5 separate regions of the Homo sapiens genome follow, and all the other regions are linked to region 2. A link is a contact called in ENCODE Hi-C or POLR2A ChIA-PET data. All regions are on one chromosome and are shown on one strand. Each heading gives the region's core, a stretch centred on a gene start or an enhancer-like site at or near the end of the contact. The rest is flanking DNA. Distances are from core to core; before and after follow the strand shown. Region 1 holds the start of FBXO33 (F-box protein 33). Region 2 holds the start of EAPP (E2F associated phosphoprotein). Region 3 holds the start of HEATR5A-DT (HEATR5A divergent transcript). Region 4 holds the start of DTD2 (D-aminoacyl-tRNA deacylase 2). Region 5 holds the start of SCFD1 (sec1 family domain containing 1).

Region 1 (2,736 bases), core at 110-2,609, 4.9 Mb before region 2:
TGCCGAACCCACGACTGGGGTCGCCCTCTAAGAGTTCATTAAAATTAATAAGGTATAATTACCTAAAACTCTTGTAAACAGGGGCTCGAATAAGTAACCTATCACAATTGATAAACCACACCATGTTGTTGGCAACCTGATATGTGCAAGGCATTAAACGGAGAGCTTTGCCCTCAAAGGGTTAAGAACATCTAGAATGGGGGTCTCCTCTTTCGTCTTGGGAGCCCCCTCCGTCTGTCTCTGTAGTGGGGAGCTTCTTCCTTCAGCCTTCTTCCTTCTTTCTTGCCTATTAAATTCTCCGCTCCTTAAAACCAAAAAAAAAAAAAAAAGTCCAAAAAGTCTTGGTGTTTACCACAAAAGAACGATGCTATTCCAACATCACAGCCTCCCTAAAGCAACTCTCAATTATTACATAAAGAGGCAGCCTCCCTAAAGCAACCCTCGATTATTACATAAAGTCACTTAATCTTTTCTGACTTCACCACTCTTTGCAACCAGAGTTTACTTTGCAGTAGGCTGTGGTGAAGTTAGGGACATGGTTTGGAAAATCTAAGTTAGGGATACCAGGCAAAAAAAGAAGAAGAAGAAAGAAAAAAAATCAAAGCTCTGTCATTACTGTGAACTTTTCAACGAGAGCCTTAAATCTCAGCACAGGGAAAAGAGACCCTTCCTCAAGCCCTGGAGAAGAGGCTGGTCACAACCTGCGGATCTCAGATCCCTTTGCCAATTTTTTTCTCTCCCTCTGAATCCAAAGGGTGACGCTGTCCTCACTGCTTCCCCACACACCAGCGAGTGCGCGGAAGTCCACCTGCGTGGTTGGACCGAGGGGGCAGGTCCATTCGCGGCCTCCGCCACGCCCCACACCGCCCCTCCCGGCACAGCCCGCCGGGGTTAGCCCGCCCGTCCGCCAGCTCCCTCTCAGCGGCGCAATCTCAGGAATTCTTAACCCTACTCTGGGCAGGTGGGATGGCTGAGAAAGACCCTGCATGCCGCCACTTTGGCTCAGGGTCCTCAGCCCAAACTGAGAAACGTTTTACAAAGAAGCGTGACGACCTTTCGCACTAAACCAGAGTACCGCCACCTCCATCGACCGAGCGCCAAAATTAACCGACTTACAGATGTGACTGGGCGCAGCGGCCACCGTAAGGCGTAAGGGGTGCCAAGTGCCGGTTCCAGTCCCGCCCAGCCCCGCCCCGCCCCGCCCCGCCCAGCCCCGCCCCGCCCCGCGGCCTGCGTGCGTCAGAGATCACGTGCCGCGCCTCCCGTCCCTACAGGCAATCGGGCGCTCCCCTCTTCCGGAAGTCGCGCCGGTGCGCGCCGGACTCCTCCCACCAGCGGCGACGTCAAACTCAGCTCCTACCACTTCTCTGTCTCTGCCGACCGGCGCAGGGAGGGCTGCCTTTTCCTTACAGTACGCCTTGAGGCTTCCGGGCCGCTGAAGTTTACGAGCGAGGGCAGTGCAGTTACTCAGTGTGCCGGCCTCGGACGCACGTGAGTAGAGTTTGAGAAGACAGAGGCTGGCTCCCGGCAGGCCACGCCCGCAGAGGCCTTTCCCCCTCTCCACAACTTGTGTTCTACTTGGTTCCGCCGAGACCCACGACGGTTCCGCCCCCTTCTTCCTAGTCATTGATGTTGTTGTTCTTGTCAGTGCCGCAGCCCCGACCGCCGGGAGCTCGAACCCGAGCCGGGGCCGCCCGGGTGGCGCGGTGGCGGCGGCTGCGGCTGCAGCAGCTGCGACGGCTGCGGGGGCTGCTCCGGGTACTGCGGGGGCGGCCGGGAGCCGGCAGCCGGCGGCGGGGCCGGATGGCTCTGTGCGGGCAGGCGGCGGGCGCTGCGTCGCTGCCCAGCGAGCTGATCGTGCACATCTTCTCTTTTCTGCCGGCGCCCGACCGGCTGCGGGCCTCGGCCTCCTGCTCGCACTGGCGTGAGTGCCTCTTCTATCCGGCCCTGTGGCCCCAGCTCCGCATCTGCCTCCGCGTCTCGCCCGCGGAGCAGCCTCGGCTGGAATTCCTCATGCGCAAGTGCGGCTGGTTCGTGCGAGAGCTGCGTGTTGAATTCGCCGCCGAGAACTATCTGAGCGGCGGTGGCCCAGGGGACGGAGGTGGCGCGGACACCGGGACTGGAGGGGAGGAAGTCGAGGCCCTGCAGCTCTCAGCTCGTTGGCTGGAAGTGCTGCGCACCTACTTGGAGCTGGTGCTTTGCGTGCTGGTCAGCATCCGGAACAACAGGTAGGCTTGCCCTGAGCCCCGCCCCGCCCGGTAACGGGGGGTCGCTCCGTCCCCGCACCCCGACACAGATTCTGTGCATAATACGTGCCCGGCCAACTTCAGTGTTGCCTTCCTCAGTGACGGAGAGTGTTGGTTCTAACTAGGCGGTTTCCTTGAGCGGAAAGGCATAACGGGACTCATCACGATACTTTATAAACAGTGGTGGACGGGGTGTTTAACAGACACCACTTCTGGCGCCTTCCAGGCACTCATTCATCCTCTTGGTGGCCGTGGGATGGAGCTGACAGGCGCTGTCACTTTTCATTTTATATATGGGAGCGTTAAGACTGGGAGGGTGAGGCCTGTGGGTGAGCCTTGGAAGAAACAAAACATACACATAACACGATTTTCTGACTCTGAATCTGTTAGAAATAGTTCATGGTGAGGGAAGGAGTAGGTACTCATAGGACGCTGCCTAAAAGAAATTTTGTAACAGCCATTTTCTTACCAGAAATAGTTTCGGCTAACT
Region 2 (2,700 bases), core at 71-2,570:
GTTCTTTACAGCAGACCTCTTTCCCTCTACATACCAATCTATCCACTCGCATAACTACTAAGTGGCTCAATGGCCTATGTCTCATGCTTAATTGGCTGAGCTAGGCGCGGAATCCGGGAAACCACAACAGACTGTACTCTGCTCCTGTATTTCAGGAATAACTGTCACTAACCTGCTTCTGTCCGATTCCACCTTCTATGAAGTACACACAGAGGAGCAGTTCATTCTTTTGTAAAGGGATTGGTGGACTTTGTTCGAGATGCCATTTCAAAAGAAATGAGAAAAAAGAAAAACTAAGACCTGCACTGTAAAGCATAATACAGGAGTAGATTTATTACAGCTACTCCACATTTTAGAGAGTGCCACAGTGTCTCGGTAGGAGGCAGGAACCCGAGTTCCTGGTTCAGAAACAGGGTTAGAAACAGTCTCCCGATGGAGCTCAAGTGGCTGTCATCTGCCTGTTCTCCTCAGGTATCGAGTGGGATCAGTTGAGGGCTGAGCAAAAGTGGGGACTGGGAAGATGACGAGAAAAGATAACTTTTCGTAGATTGTTGAGGCCGCAGTCAGACTGAGGAGTGAACAGTGTGAAGGAGAGGTTGAGAGCCTCATGGTGTGGAAGGCATAAGGGTTAGAGGCGAGGTTGGAGGGATGTGGGTGCTGGTGTCTGAGGACTTATTGGATTTCGGGCTGTGTGTCCCTCAGCGTCTAGATTCCTGCTTCGTAGGTGATGAGACGCTGCATGTAGCATGTTCACCTCAGAGACTGTCACTTATGAGGGTGCCCATCATTATTATTTTTGGTGACAAGGTAGCTGCTATTTTCCTGTAAGCAGAAGCTGCGGAAGAAAATGGTGGGATTGGCCGGGAGCGGTGGCTCACGCCTGTAATCCCAGCATTTTGGAAGGTCGAGGTGGGCGGATCACCTGAGGTCCGGAGTTCGAGACCAGCCTCAACATGGAGAAACCCCCGTCTCTACTAAAAATACAAAATTAGCCGGGCGTGGTGGTGTATGCCTGTAATCCCAGCTACTCGGGAGGCTGCGGTAGGAGAATTGCTTGAACCTGGGAGGCGGAGGTTGCGGTGAGCCGAGATCGCGCCATTGCACTCCAGCCTGGGCAACAAGAGCGAAACTCCGTCTCCAAAAAACAAAACAAAACAAAAATGGTGGGATTAAGACCCGCCCCCGTCCCGTCCCCGCCCCTTTTCGCTCCTGCTCCGCCCCTTCCCCGCCTTCTACCTGCCTCCCTCGGTGCTGTCGGTCTGCGCGGGCGCGCAAGGGGGACTGGGACGTTCAGGCGGAAGTGGCGTCAGGGGCGCTTTAGGGACTGGACTTGCAGTGTAAACAGAGACGCTGCAAATTGCTTGTGGACGGTGTAGGCCGCTGCAGGCCACCATGAACCGGCTTCCGGATGACTACGACCCCTACGCGGTTGAAGAGCCTAGCGACGAGGAGCCGGCTTTGAGCAGGTGGGCTCCCGCCCCACCCTGGCCCCCGAGGATTTGGGTCGAGGCCTGGCTTTGGTCGCCTCCATTCGTTGCGCCTGCCGAGCCTACGCAGACCCTAGCGGCTCGGGAGCCTGTCGTGCCTGTTACTTGTGCGAAGCCAAAGGGCTTTCCTGATGGGGTCGCGCAGTCCCGGGGGGAGGCGGTGCCGATGTCGCCTGTAGGAAGAGGGATATTCCGGAATCACGGGGGACCGCGTGTAAATCTTCAAAAGCAATGAGATCGAAACCTGTCTCTACACCTTAGTAGCAGAGTGACGGAAGGCAAGTCAGTTATCCTCGATTACTCACCTGTAAAATTGAACTATAATAACATAATTGTATAACCTATATAACATAGTATAACACACTATGTTTGTTGTGAGGCTCACAGGACTTAATGTGAAGTGTCCATCTTGAAGACTAAACTGCCATAAACAGAAATAAGGGAATATTGAACAGCCTTTTTTATTTTTATTTTTTGACAGGGACTGTTGTATGCTCGCTCTGAGCTACAGAGATAAATCATAAGGTCCTTGTCTTCCAGAGGCTTATAGTATAATAAGGGTAATAAGATAAAGTATATATTTCTTGGCAGAGCATTGTAGAGAATATTGACCTGAGATAGGCACAGAAGAAGGTTCGTGGGATTTCCAGAAGGGTGGGCTTTATTCTACCAGGGAAACTTGAAGCTGTTTTGCCGAGATATTTCCACACAAATTTAGTTATTTCTTAAGCTGTCAGCAGATCCTATTCTTAAACTTTAAAACATTCATTCTGCCTAAAGAAGCTTTCTGTAAAGCCATGCTTTCATTAACAACTTTGGCTGGGTGTGGTGGCCCATGCCTGTAATCCCAGGACTTTGGGAGTCTGAGGCGAGAGAATCTCTTAAGCCTGGTAGTAAAGGAACAGCCTGGGCAACATAGTGAGACCTCATTTCTTAAAAAAAAAAAAAATCAAAAGAACAATGTTTCCTCATATTGTCATGGGGAGACATTGGATGCATGGGAAATCAGACTGCTGTTAAGATTTCTTTTGTTGGGAGTGAGGATAGATACCAGGATTCCCTGTGAAAAAGAGTTTCAGTTAATGGGTCCTGTCTGTGAAAGGAGGTATGTATATATGTATGTCTCAATTATTTATTTATTTATTTATTTATTTTGAGACAGAGTCTCACTCTGTCAGCCAGGCTGGAGTGCACTGGTGCAATCTTGGCTCAC
Region 3 (2,729 bases), core at 33-2,532, 3.1 Mb after region 2:
AAATAAATAATGATAGAGACAGAATATTGGCTGGTGTGGTGGTGTGCATGCCTGCAGTCTCAGCTACTTACCTGGGAGGCTGAGGCAGAAGGATCACATGAGCCCAGAAGTTCAAGGCTGTAGTGTGCACCATGATTGCATTATCGACCTGTGAATAGCCACTGCACTCCGGCCTGGGCAACAAAGGAGGCCCTGTCTCAAGAAAAAAAAAAAAAAAAAGAGAGAGAGAAAAGAGAGAAAGAAACGGATTATAAGTCATTTAACAAAATAGAAACCTCTGGATCCATACTAATTAATATAAATACATTAACTGAAGATTTGATGAGAAACAAGATATTTACAAATATCTTGAAAGGAGAGTTTCAGAGTCTCCCTCACAAAATACTTATTAATTTACAAAGGGGGGAAAAAAGTAACCACACTGGACAAGCCTAACAGACATCACCTTATTAAAGTAAACATCTGTAATGAGAGAAGTTAAAATCGTGCCACCTGATAGGGTGCCATGAGAAGAAAGCAGCAACACTTCTAGAGTCCTGTCATACCTAGCTAAATGTAATCATGAGTAAATATCAGACAGACCCAAAATGAAGGCCATTCTACAAAAATAACTGGCCAGGAATCTTTAACAGCGTCAAGAATATGAAAGGCAAGGCAAGACTGAGAGTTCCAGTTTGAAGAGTAGGAAAGATACATGATAAGTAAATACAATGCCTGATTCTGAACGGAATCTTTTACCATAAACAATATTATTGGGACAATTGGTAAAACGCCGAGTTATGTAAATGTTTTGATTTTGATGGTTATATTGTGATTATGTAGAAGGTGCTTAGGGACAATGTGGCATGGTGTCAGCAATTTAAATCTCAATTCAGGGAAAAAAAGTTCTTTGTACTATACTTGCAACCTTTTTGTAAGCTGGAGATAGATTCAAAATGAAACTTGAAAAATGACATTTAAAACGCTGAGTGTAGTGGGAAAACGCACATGACTCAAGGTAAGAGGCTATTAGTCTCAGTTCTGCCATTGACTTAGTATGTGACCTTGAGCAAGTCACTTTACCTCAGTCCTCACAGTCAAGGCTCTCTAGGGTCCCTTCCACGTCTAACATCTACCCCCACAGCACTGGCCCCGCCTGAATTTCTCCAGGCCCTTTAGGTGTCCCAGAGCTGCACCCAAAGACTCTGGCTTACGATAAAAACAGACAAAAATAGTTGTGGCCGGAATCTCCGGACTGAAAAACCGCTGTCCTAATCCTAACTTGGGCCGCAGTCTCCATCGCTCTTTCGACGGTGAAGCAGTCACGCCTGCCAGAGTGGGCGCTCGATGGCTCGGCGGCCAGCTGGCGGGGCCTTGGACCAGCGGCCCGGCGCAGGGCGCGCTCCCAATCGCTAGCTCCCGCGGTGCTCGCCGCTGAGAGCTTTCCGGCCACGCCCCACGCGCGCCCCGCCCACCTCAATGCCTCGCTGTCGCCGCCGCCGGCAATTCCAGACTCTGCTAGGGTTAGCAGAGCAGCCGGTAACGTTGCTGGACCGGGACGCACGCTCAGCTGAGGAGGACCCCCAAAGGCAGGCAGTCGGGGATCCAGGGAGCGGGGACACCTCCGGGCGCGAGGGGGCTGTGTCTGGGCTGCCTGTTGGCTGGGAAGGAGAACGCACCAGGGCCGCTGTATGAGTTGAGCGCTCGGGGATCCCGAGGGTGGTCGCGGCAGCAATGTGATCGCGAAAGAAGCCGGTGGGAGAACCGGTCGAGGGGCTAGGTGTCTTGACCCTAAGGGCTGGAGTCCGCCGAGAAGGGGCTGACTGGGGCACAGGGTCGGCTGATAAACAGCGTGGTCCGTTCTTCCTCCTGGACTACGGGAAAGTCTGGCTTCACCTGTGCACAACAGGTAGGCGTGGACTCTGCCCGCCAGCGGGAGCCGGGGTTGCCGGGCGTGTGGGGAAGGTCAGCAAGTCGGAGCCCGCCTCGCCAACTCGCCGCTCCCGGGACCCGCCCTGCGGCGTCCGCTGCGCCAGTGGTCAGCCAGGAGCCGGGCCCCGGCCCGGCCTTCGGGCGAGCTTCCTCAGAGGCCCGTTCGTTTTCTGCAGGAACCCTCAAAGAGAGTTCCCAGAAGGGAGCAGTGGAGAGTGTGGATATTTGCTTTCTAACTGTTGCAGTTCTCTCCAGGAAAGAAAGCTTTTCCTTTGGTGGCATTTGCTTAGTGTGAGGAAACATTTTCTTTCACCCTACTCTCGGCCAACGCGGCGTTATTTCAAGTGATTATAAAGTCTTTAGAAACTTTATAAAGCGTTTTATAGTGTTTATTTATCACAGTAATGGATACCTCTGGCAAGTTGGGATAATTTTCTTGACTGTCAAGTCAGATAATAATAAAATGGCTTGAGCTCCTACATTAAAGGTCATAGTTATCCATTGTTTTTATGTGCATTCATTTATTGAACAAATATGCAGCACTTTTTTGGGGCTAGGCGCCCTTAAGGAATTTACAGCCTGAAAGATATTAGAAGTTTAAGGAGGAAAAAAAGGGGCCCACAAGTACACTTAAGAACTTCCAGAGAAAATACTCCCAGTGAAATTACTTAAGCTGTAGGGAAAGCAGAAGTGTGGTTAGAATTGAGCATTAGTTGGATGGGGAGAGGAGAATTTTGTTTAATTTTCCAAACATTTTAGAAAGTATGTCTTTGAGAAAGTAATTTTAGATAAAGTATCGAAGCCGAGATTTGTGTTAC
Region 4 (2,706 bases), core at 134-2,633, 3.1 Mb after region 2:
GTTTAAAGTAATTAGTGATTTTTGAGAAGCTAACCATTACCATCCATACTCCATCTATTCTACTCACAGGAAGGGTTTCCCAATTTGTTAAAGAAACCCTCTCTGTAGAAAGATCTCTGCGAACCACATAACCTATTCTCTATAGACCTCCCTATTTCCTGCAGCCACATACAAATGGACACCAAAGTCTTTTCTTATTCTGGGACATAGCTAATGGTTTGTATGTCAAAGTTTCTTTCAGGCCTGTAAAATCTGAATCTGAGAGCCGGAGAGAAAAGAGACTCAGTAGTTATAATGACATAAAGGTGCAGACATGAAGCAATTCAACTTGTCTGTGCTTTGCAGACAAATGTCAACAACTGTTGGAATCCCTGCAATGCAACAATCAGAGATCATGTGAGATTTTGCTTTCTGTTTTTACTAAAAGTGTAAACCTGGCTGCAAGATAACCAGCAAACAAGCAGCTTCGATTTTGTGTACAAAGGACTGTTGATTATGCATGGACTATTTTCTTCAGTCACACTACTTTGTATGGATAGCAACACTGTCAGTGATGTCATCTTTTTAAACAACAGATCCGAATGTATAGGCACATTGTGTCAACTGAGCCCAAATCAATGACCTGGGTAATGCAATCAGGGTAACACTATTATTCCTCATCTAAACCATCCAAGCCCATAGACAAATAAATGCTAATCTGATGCATGTTTAAGGAATACGTTACATGGGAAAGAAAATCAAGCCCTTGTTTAGTTTTATTTACATTCTAATATGTACTTCCAGAAAATGCATCACAGAATTTACGTCATATGCATCAGAATAAGCTGTTTTATTTTTGTATTAGTAGCGGGCTAAGTTATTAACAATCATACTTTCTTGGATAAGAACATTTTTAACAAGGATATCTTCTAAAGAATGTGTATTCGTATAGCATACCAATACCTTTTCACAACTGTGGAATCAGAATAATTTATGGCATTCCCGATAGAGGAGGCAGCATTGTTTTTATTGATTGGAATAAGGAAAATTTTGAAGGATGTATATATAGCTTTTAGTTCCATCTCCGCTTGCTTTATGATTCGATTATTTGTTTACTTACTTTCATATGGGCATAACATGAATTTAAATCAAGCAGATTTAAAATTTTTCAACAGTTGGAACCTAAGCTTTCTGAGGTGAAAAATGTTTCTTAAAAGGTTTGTAGGAAAGAGATTTAACGAGTCTTTTCAATCGTTTAATAAAAGTATACACTGAGCGCCTTCTACAGAGTTGGGCAGGTGCTGCCGAGAAGCTTAGCGCTACGCCGGCCTCCAAGACCGCACATCCGGGACATTCGAGAGTCAGTCCGAGGCCCCGCCCTCCTAAGGGCGGGGCCACTGGGCAATCGGCGCAGGCCCTTCGTCGTGCCCCGCCTCGTCTGCCCCGCCAGCGCGTCGAGGGAGGGGCCAGCGACACATGGCCTAGTAACTGTCCGGCCGCGGCGCTGGCTTAAGCCATGGCTGAGGGTAGCCGGATTCCTCAGGCCCGGGCGCTCCTACAGCAGTGCCTGCACGCCCGGCTGCAAATTCGCCCAGCCGATGGGGACGTCGCGGCCCAGTGGGTGGAGGTAACGTCAGCCCGGCAGCTCTCGTTATCCTCCGGCGTGCGGGGCGGTTTTTTCCGCGTTGTCTCGGTGACTCGTCCGCTCTGTGTCTCCCTCTGAGACCGGCGGTCCGGCCGCGGGGATACCGGGTCAGCTTGAAGCTGGCCGCGGTGGCCTGCCTGGCTGCGCTTGTCTTTTCGGTCCAGCATCACCGTTCCCCAGCGCCAGTTGTAGCACCCGAGAGGAAGAGCGTGTCTCCCTTCTTGGGGGGACCACAGGTATTTGAAACTGAGTTCGGTGAACTTCAGGCCTTACTGTCTCAGACCCCTTGCAGCTCGTGGTCTATGCTGGTCGGGGGCAAGCTTGTAGGTCAGGTTTGCTGCAAGAGTTCATGATCTGCTTTGACTTACGCCTCAGATCGCGTCGAATTCCCCCCTATGTTGACTTGGTCTTAGCATAGAAATGAGATTTCCTAAGAAACAATTCTATTTCAAGAAGCCTTTTAAAAGTTTTGACCAATTTCCAACTGAGAAACAAAGACCTCTACTTTTATAACAATGTTGCCTTATCAAACACATTTCTCCAAAGAATTTAAAACATTTATGTCACTATGAGTTCCTTCTACTTTCATACATACTTTACTTTTTAAGACCGCCTGCCCCCACTGCATACAAAAACAAATAAAATTTTCTTTAAGGCCTCTGACGTATTTTTGGAGTACGTTGAAATGTAAGAAAAAAATTAGTTCATAATTAAGACTTTTGTAGATACTCAGAAACTTCAGTGTAGCAAAATCTCATTCGCTCGCCTTTTCTGCTGAATTCGGTCCCAGATCTAGCATTACTTAAAACAATTTTAGTTATTATTTTACATTTATTTTATTTTTTATATTTTATTTATTTATATTTTATTTTATTTTTTGAGATGAATTCTCGATCTGTCGCCCAGGCTGGAGTGCAGTGGCACGATCTCGGCTCACTGCAACCTCCGCCTCCCGGGTTCAAGCAATTTTCCTTCCTCAGCCTCCCGAGTAGCTGGGACAACAGGCGCAAGCTACCACGCTAACTTGTATTTTTAGCAGAGACGGGGTTTCGCCATTTTGGCCAGGCTTGTCTGGAACTCCT
Region 5 (2,700 bases), core at 194-2,693, 3.9 Mb after region 2:
TTCTGTAAAATCTTACTATGTTTATTTCTGCAGAAATACAAACGATTAGATTTTAATGATCTACAAAATTTCTGCATACAAGTTTACGGCCACGCAAATTTATTTTTCAAAAAGCTCTCTTGTATTGGTACAGTTTTACTGACACGTTATTTTAATATGTAGTATAGTCATCAGAAACACAGTATTAAAACAAATGGAGCTTCCATTTGTTTAAACATATACAACGAATGGCAGGTATGCCCCAAATCTTATTTGAACTTCCCTATATTTAGTTATGCCTGACTTCACCTGATAGGTTATACTAAATTATTTACTGGGAAAAGCAGAACGCAACTCAGTATCTTTTGTGTGTCATTACTAAATTGAAGTCTATCACTTTTTCTTTAAATGCCAAAGGAAGGAATCAAGTACAGCCCAAATCCCTTCTGTAGGTCATATGAATTATAAATTTATTTTCCTATTCATATTTATATCCAACAGAGCATAATTTCAGGAAACAGAATTCCAAGTATGCACATTCTTGATGCCTTATTTCTATTAGCTCCTCAGAATAAATTGCTTGAAAACTTTTAAGACAACTAGTTAACAAGTATAAACCTTTAGTTTGTAGCTAACAGGTATAAACCAAGTTGTCATGAGAAGTTTTCAAGTAAGGCAAAACTAATTTCTAAGACGGAAAAAAACCCAAAACTCAAGAGAAGAATATGTGCCTTTTTACATTTCTCTGCATAAATAGAAGCTATATAAACATGCTCTATTGAAGATAAAATATTATTTTAAAACAATGTGTCAAACAATTAAAATGAGAAAGCTATTAATTCATTTGTTTTGCCATTCTTCAATGCCTTCCAGCAAGCTGAAGGAGAAAATGTTTATCACCAGGCATTTTTCTGCAGGTACCCCCAAAAGACTGGTCCGAAGTAGAGAAGTGGCGCAAAGCAAGCCGCTGTGAAAATACCTAAATTCTCTGAGTGTCAGAAAATGGGAGTTCTCTTAAAAATCAAAACCAGGAGAACTGAACCACGCACAGAAACTCGGAGACCTCATAGGTGGCAACATAGATAAGAAGCTATCAGCTGCTAGATCTTGTTGTGATGGCCTTCTGATGCCCACTAGGAAGGAGACAAGAGCAGGGCCGTAGCAATCCGCCCACCGCTGAAGCTCCTTCTCCTGCACCACAGGAGGAACCGAGTCCTCAAGCTAATGGCAACTTCTCCCCAAAAACTCAAAGGGGAGGGGCTCTTGATGTTCTAGGGACTGGATTAAACTCCTGGAGATCGGTCTCTGAGCTGCACGCACCAGAGGAGAAGGATGTCGTCGGGGCAGTCACGAAGCTTCAAGGAGAAGAGAATAAGTCAGTACCTGTCTGCCTTTCCCGAATACTGGCTGCTGCTGCTGCTGTCGCTGCCGCCGCCGCCGCCATCTTGGCTCCCACGAGCCACTGCCCGGCTGGGGAGCGGAGCGGGGGGATGACGTGGCTGCCCTTACCGCCCCGGAAGCAAAGCCCGGAAGGGCGGGGCCAAAGGGTGTGCCTGAGTTCCGGACCCCACCTCCTCCAGGAAGACCTCCACTCTCGGTAGAACTGGGAGACCCGGTGCAGGTTAATTCAGTGGCCCGTAATGTTAGGCGAATACTAAGAGTTTTTATCCTACCGAATCAAGCCACACTCTCTCAAATGGTAGCAACATTAAATTGAGCTGTTAGGGTAGGAGCGTGTAGTGCTAAGAACCTAATTACTGAACTGTTGGTTTGGTGACTTACAGAGCACTTAAAGGGTGATAATGCTCTAGGAGTATAAGGACCACAGGACTGAAGTAAATGAAGCTCCTGAAACACAGGCAACATTTTAACGTTAGCTCTCGTTTCTCAGTGCAGCAGGAGTCTTCCCTTTGCTCCTTTCTCCAGAGAAACGGAAAGCATTGGAGCATTACTCTGATCTGGCATATTTCTCAGTCGCATCTCTTTAAAAAAAAAGGTGTAGCTTTATGGTGGCGTTCTGCCGGCATGGACACGGGATCCAGGGAGGTACAAAATGAGAAATTAGCATTTCTCCTCTTTCCTTGTAGTAATTGCAAAATCACCTTGCCGTGGGAAGGAAGTCAAGCAGTAGTGGGGTGTGTTGCCTAGGCTGGAGCGCGCAATCAGGGATCACTGCAGCCTCAAATTCTGACGGTCAAACGATCCTCCTGCTTCAGTCTCCCAAGTAGCTAGGGACTACAGGGGCACACCATCAGGCCAGGCTGATGTGCTGGTTTTTGTTGTTGTTTTGTTTTTGAGATAGTATCTCACTGTCTGTCGCTCAGGCTGGAGTGCAGTGGCAGAATCTCGGCTCACTGTAGTCTCGACCTCCCGGACTCAAGCGATCCTCCCAAACTATCCTTCCACCTCAGACTGCCCACTAGTTGGGACTATAGGCAGGGGTCACCACGCCCGGCTAAATTTTTTTTTTTTTTTTTTGTAGAGACGGGGATTCACCATGTTGGCCAGGCTGGTCTTGTGCTGGCGGTTTAATGTACACTTGAAGCCACGTGACCGCAAAATATATGGGATAGATGATTTCTAACTTAATCCATAGATTTTACTGTATGACCAAAATGGATACACAATGACACCTCATTTCCCGAGTTCATTGATGACGCTTCATTATGAAGTTGCACCAAATTCTGAAATGAAATCACTCTGTACCTCAAAAGCTTAACT

What was found. A loop is a pair of places that touch in the nucleus more often than their neighbours do. ChIA-PET counts read pairs that join two places held with the same protein, here RNA polymerase II (POLR2A). Pooled maps may share reads with other maps.
Region 1: a loop to region 2 is called in a map of naive thymus-derived CD4-positive, alpha-beta T cell, with 19 times the contacts of the local background. The contact joins the promoter of FBXO33 here to the promoter of EAPP in region 2. A Hi-C loop is called at or near these places in 1 of 168 maps with a recorded cell type or tissue (naive thymus-derived CD4-positive, alpha-beta T cell) and 9 of 50 pooled maps. POLR2A ChIA-PET finds 5 or more read pairs at or near these places in 3 of 52 experiments (GM10248, HepG2 and activated CD4-positive, alpha-beta T cell).
Region 3: a loop to region 2 is called in a pooled map, with 4 times the contacts of the local background. The contact joins the promoter of HEATR5A-DT here to the promoter of EAPP in region 2. A Hi-C loop is called at or near these places in 6 of 50 pooled maps.
Region 4: a loop to region 2 is called in a pooled map, with 4 times the contacts of the local background. The contact joins the promoter of DTD2 here to the promoter of EAPP in region 2. A Hi-C loop is called at or near these places in 7 of 50 pooled maps.
Region 5: a pooled map shows a loop between it and region 2 (7-fold over the local background). The contact joins the promoter of SCFD1 here to the promoter of EAPP in region 2. A Hi-C loop is called at or near these places in 7 of 50 pooled maps.

What each region holds. Positions count from the first base shown.
Region 1 is chr14:39,431,056-39,433,791 of GRCh38, reverse strand. It overlaps FBXO33 (F-box protein 33), which reads left to right and starts at 1,359. Exons shown (of 4, transcript NM_203301.4): 1 at 1,359-2,228. The coding sequence starts at 1,630. LOC105370461 (a long non-coding RNA gene) reads right to left here and starts at 1,353. Exons shown (of 8, transcript XR_007064121.1): 1 at 1,273-1,353. RefSeq lists silencers at 761-930, 1,671-1,800, 2,241-2,370 and an enhancer at 1,321-1,570.
Region 2 is chr14:34,538,321-34,541,020 of GRCh38, reverse strand. It overlaps EAPP (E2F associated phosphoprotein), which reads left to right and starts at 1,320. Exons shown (of 6, transcript NM_018453.4): 1 at 1,320-1,466. The coding sequence starts at 1,393. LOC105370447 (a long non-coding RNA gene) reads right to left here and starts at 1,272. Exons shown (of 2, transcript XR_943739.1): 1 at 1,237-1,272; 2 at 1-835. RefSeq lists a silencer at 1,143-1,242 and enhancers at 1,383-1,542, 1,193-2,117.
Region 3 is chr14:31,419,311-31,422,039 of GRCh38, reverse strand. It overlaps HEATR5A-DT (HEATR5A divergent transcript), which reads right to left and starts at 1,282. Exons shown (of 4, transcript NR_110045.1): 1 at 1,063-1,282; 2 at 72-196. It overlaps HEATR5A (HEAT repeat containing 5A), which reads left to right and starts at 1,490. Exons shown (of 36, transcript NM_015473.4): 1 at 1,490-1,568. RefSeq lists enhancers at 1,170-1,319, 1,750-1,799 and a silencer at 1,910-2,029.
Region 4 is chr14:31,456,183-31,458,888 of GRCh38, reverse strand. DTD2 (D-aminoacyl-tRNA deacylase 2) reads left to right here and starts at 1,383. Exons shown (of 3, transcript NM_080664.3): 1 at 1,383-1,606. The coding sequence starts at 1,496. RefSeq lists enhancers at 1,219-1,398, 1,539-1,748, 1,193-1,778, 1,779-2,364.
Region 5 is chr14:30,621,062-30,623,761 of GRCh38, reverse strand. It overlaps SCFD1 (sec1 family domain containing 1), which reads right to left and starts at 1,443. Exons shown (of 25, transcript NM_016106.4): 1 at 1,363-1,443. The coding sequence starts at 1,423. RefSeq lists enhancers at 1,161-1,840, 910-2,109.